2 separate regions of the Homo sapiens genome follow, and region 1 is linked to region 2. Evidence: read pairs that join two places in POLR2A ChIA-PET (ENCODE). Cell type or tissue: Caco-2. All regions are shown on one strand.

What was found. ChIA-PET counts read pairs that join two places held together with the same protein. Peaks named below come from ENCODE experiments on the same cell type or tissue, not always from the same donor. Only the 100,000 strongest peaks of a DNase experiment are listed, where the experiment ranks them.
Region 1: POLR2A ChIA-PET joins it to region 2 with 5 read pairs; 4 of 35 experiments call an interaction of 5 or more read pairs at or near these places.

The regions. Positions count from the first base shown.
Region 1 is chr17:58,386,680-58,389,179 of GRCh38, reverse strand. All of the region lies in intron 2 of RNF43 (ring finger protein 43), which reads left to right. Among named protein-coding and RNA genes, the nearest start is that of RNF43, 30 kb to the left of the region's middle. In Caco-2, no CTCF peak of the experiment used is centred here; a DNase peak (open chromatin) is centred at 1,189.
Region 2 is chr17:58,468,058-58,470,557 of GRCh38, reverse strand. All of the region lies in intron 2 of HSF5 (heat shock transcription factor 5), which reads left to right. Among named protein-coding and RNA genes, the nearest start is that of HSF5, 19 kb to the left of the region's middle. In Caco-2, no CTCF peak of the experiment used is centred here; no DNase peak of the experiment used is centred here.

The DNA of each region.
Region 1 (2,500 bases), 81 kb after region 2:
AGCTCTGATCGTGCAGTACTAGATTACTGGAACAGCTCTCTAATTGATTTTCCTACCACTAGTTTTCTCTTCATTGCACTAGTTTACTCTGCTATTAAATTGCTCTGCTTACAGTATTGTTTTGATAATGAGATCCCCTGAAGAATTTAGGATGATTCCTTTTTTGCATATGAGAGCAAGCTCTAACTCTCATCTTGGCATGCAGTAGCCTTTGTAATTTGATCCTACCTCAGCTATCCAAGCTATCTTTGCAGATCTATTTTTTCAGTCAGACAAGTCTTCCTGTACCCTGAAGACTTGAGAGAAACTGCTCAAGAACCTTACTTTTTCTCTCACCTGGCTCCTGGTTTCTTCTCAAGTAAGCTCAGAAGTTTGAAAAATCCATTTGACAGATCCCAGTGGACTAGATCCTGTGGCTATTTTTTTCCTGTCCAAATTCTGTTGTCTTTAAGGGTGAGCTTAAGATCCATCTCCTTGACAAATCCTGTAGGACCTATTGGCTTTACCACACAATGTGGCCTTTGATACAATGTCGTTTTGTACCACCATTTACTTTGTGTATATGTCATCTCCCCAGTGAGAATGTACCTCCTGGGTTGGACCTAACAGTTTTGGGAAGAAGATAGGTGCTCATCAAATACTTGCCAAGTAAGAGGCCATATTTCAGACCCATTCTGATGTACCTGTGAGGGAAATCTCTGTGCATGCCCATCCAGCATTGTACTCAGTGGTCACATGAAGTGAGTCTCTGTTTCTTGACAAGGATCACTTGGGAGCCATTGATATGCCGTGTCACAAAGGGTTTGGGGGAAACTGTAGCAGCTGTCATTTTAGGGAGAAAGATGGCTCCAGAAACAGGTCTGATAATGTGCAGGCAAGGAATCAACTTACTGACAGAGAGCAACTCTAGTAGTTAGGTATTTGGCTAGGAAAGGGGCTTAGCCTCTGAAGTATTTCAGGTAGGTTTTGGCTTAGCAATTACATATGCTGCTACTTTCTGAGTTAAGCCTGCCTAAAAACAAAAGTATGGCCTGATGACTGGGTGGTTACTCCTATACCCTAAGAACTCATTTATAGGCATCTGCACAGAGGTACCCACCCGAACAAACATTAAGAAGAAGCAAAGGAAAGTGCCTGAAGCATAGTCACTGTGTCAACAGAAATATCAGATAAGGTGGTTTTATGGAGGGGGTGTGTGTGGTGGGGGGAAGAGTTGATGCACCTGTGGTTGGTGATTAAGAAACTTGGTGCCACATTATATGGCACCATGAAGCCACCTTATGTCCCAGCCACCCCATGGTGGCTGATGTCATATAATTACCCATTTGCTAACTGGGCCAAGAGGAAATGTATTGGATGAAAGCCAGAGTAAGATAGTTATATCTTAGCTGAGCCATATTCAGAACTATTCGGAACTTTTTGGATCTGCTTTTGTTTTCAGTGAAGCCATTGTCATTGTCAATCTAATAGTAGTTGACTTTTATAGGTGTCCTGCACTTTGTTTTTTTGTTTTTTTTTTGAAGATGGAGTCTCTCTCTGTCGCCCAGGCTGGAGAGCAGTGGCACAGTCTTGGCTCACTGCAACCTCTGCCTCCCAGGTTCAAGCGATTCTCCTGATTCTCCTGCCTCAGCCTCTTGAGTACCTGGGATTACAGGCACCTGCCACCATGCCCGGCTAATTTTTGTATTTTTAGTAGAGATGGGGTTTCACCATGTTGGCCAGGCTGGTCTCGAACTTCTGACCTCAAGTGATCTGCCTGCCTCGGTCCCCCAAAGTGCTGGGATTACAGGTGTGAGCCACCGCACCCAGCCAGGTGTCATGCACTTTGGCGTACCTATTTCTAAGACAAATATGTTCTCATGTAAATGTATTCAAGTGTGTTCCCATGGCTCACACAAGCTGCCCAATTATGATATCTCCTCAAGCAGGAACAGGGTCCAGACAATTCCTTTTGGCTGAACTAGGACTGAACTTAATCCCAGACTGACTCAGCTTCTCTGTTAACATTGTTTGAAATTCTGATATCCCTCCAGAGGTTGTTTCTAACGAGTGCTTAGTGTGAAGTACGAATCACAAAGAAATGGACCAAAGTGGACCTGGGAGACCAAAAGCTCACGTTTTCAACATTAATTTAGCACACATTTATTGACTGCCTTTTATGTTAGAGCATTGTGCTATGCGGGATTATAAAGAAACCCCTGCCCTCAATTTAGTAAGTGAGAGTATAGGCCAGGCATGGTGGCTCACACCTGTAATCTCAGCACTTTGGGAGGCCAAGGCAGGAAGATCACTTGAGGCCAGAAGTTTGAGACCAGTCTGGGCAACATAGCAAGACCCCATCTCTGTTTATTAAAAAAAAAAGAATATAAAGCAAAAGGTGAAAATTACCACACATAGATACAAACGAGATATTTGGGGCATTTCAGATGAAGAAGAAGAGATTCTTCATGGAAGAGGTAGCATATGAACTTGCCCTTGAAGGATATATAGGATTTTAATA
Region 2 (2,500 bases):
AAACTTTTCATCACCCAAATTAAACTTGGTACCCATTAAGCAATAGTTTCCCCCAACCCCTGGTAATCTCTAATTTATTTTTTGTTTTTATGAATTTGACTTTTCTAGGAACCTTACATGAGGAATCGTATAATATTTGTCCTTTCATGACTGGCTTATTTCACTTAATGTCTTTAAGATTCATCTATATTGTAGTATGTGTCAGAATTTTCTTCCTTTTAAAGGCTGGATAATACTCCATTGTATATGTGTAACACATTTTGTTCATCCACTCATCTGTTGATGGATACTGAGTTGCTTCCATCTTTTGGCTGTTGTAAATTTTGCTGTGTTGAACATGGGTGTACAGATACCTTTTCAAATGCCTGCTTTCACTTTGGGGTATAAACTCAGAAGACCTTTTCTTTACCTCACCATAAATGAGGAGATACTGGGGTTCTAGTTGCCATAGGAACTTATCTTGAAATTAAATATACTATTATAATGCTTTTTCTTTTGAGCATTTATATTATTGGGTATTTTCTCACTGTTGACATTATACTATTCTGGAGTAGATTCAAATTCTAAGTATTTTAATTCTATATTTGAATCACTTCCATAGGATAAAGTATATTAACTTGTTTGCCTCACCTATAGCGGGAGCAATAATTTTTAGTAACTCTGGCTTAACATTTTTTTATTACTTAGACATTTTTTGAAAATGTCATTAATGCCTATATTTATATCTGAAATGGAATTCTTTTAATTATTTTCAGTTTTTCTTTCTACATGGAATTTAATGCCTCAACTGAACACTGCCTTCAGGAAGACACTGAAAGTTCTTTGTGCAGATGAATGTATCTTAGGACATAGTGATAAACTAAGTTTTATAAATGTCAGTGCTTTCATAATGCACAGTTGATTATTTTTTCATATACTAGGCACATAGTCAAATTTCTATGCCTAGGTTTTCATATTCAGTAAACTTACTAATACTTTGTTCTATTTTGTTGACTATACAAAATAGGACTACAGTGGTAAGGAATAGCCATTGAGGAATCTTTTTGGAGTATAATCTATTCAAATCCTCATTTTCTTCATACAGGTACTGTTTTACTTTCCATTTGTTACTGGATACTTTAAAGAACATTTACTTTTTCGCTGTTTCCTGAGATACTAACTCAGCTATCAAGCTATCAAAAATATATTAACATATTCTCTGTTATATATTGTAGTTTATTTCTCTGAGAAATTTATTTTAAAGTACATTTTTACACCTATTCAAAATGTGTAACCAATGGAGTCAGAAACTTCCGAACAATAAAGCTAATCCTTTTATTGATTTATTTGTAATGAAACACAGCTTTTTGGTACCCCGATGGAATGGACCTGCAGCTCCTAAGTCTTTCTCTACTTCTGGGTGGCTAGATTTTCCTTAGCTGCTATAACTCTAGGGGAAAAAGCTTTTTTTTTTTTTTTTCCCTTCCCGAGTTTTGGCAAGCTCTGCAGATCCTGCTTGGTGTTTAGCTATTTGGATTCAATTTATTTCCTAGGATATTTGTGCTGTCAAATACTTTGGGAAATCAAATTCAAATCCAAAACATTTAAAATATATATTTGAATAACCTTCAAAGGATCAAATCTAAGAACTGTTCAGCTAACCTGTATTGGAAATGATAACAGCTTGAATTTTATGAGGCAATCTTAGTAATATATGGCCTTTTAAAGTCACCAAAATTGTTAAAAAAAGTCATCCAAAAAATAACCTTTATATTTATGTCTGAACTATAATTTTGCCCATTATTTCAAGTTTTCTTTCTGTGTGCAAAATTTAATGGTTAAATTGCTCATGATACAAAGAGAAAATATTTATTTCTAGTATATCTTCATGAACTTCTGATGTTTCAAGAATCAATAGTCATGGAGAAATAGGGAAGCATTTCGGCTATTTTTTAAAAATTCTTAGGTCAATTTACCTTTAAAGATTAAATAATGAGATTAGCACACTCAAAATATGAAAAATGTGGACATAAAAAGGGAGAGTTGCCACCTTATTGATAAAGACACCTTTAAAGATATTCGGCAAGTAGAATTCTAGTAAAACTACAAATGTTACATTTCAGGAACAGGGTTTAGCTTAGGGAATTATTGTGAGATATATATATATGTAAATTTTTTTTGTACATAGAGTCTTACTCTGTCACCCAGGCTGGAGTGCAGTGGCACAATCATGGCTCACTGCAGCCTCTACCTCCTGGGCTCAAGTGATCCTCCCACCTGAGCCTCCTGAGTAGCTGGGACTACAAACATGTGCCGCCAAGCCTGGCTGTTTTTTGTATTTTTTGTAGAGACGGGGTTTCACCGTGTTGCCTAGGCTGGTCTCAAACTCCTGGGCTGAAGGGATTCACCTGCCTCAGCCTCTCAAAGTGCCGGGACTACAGGAGTGAGCCACCATGCCTCGCTGTATTGTGGTATATTAAAGAGCGTGTGCTTTGGAGTTTAATTACTGACTCTGTCACTT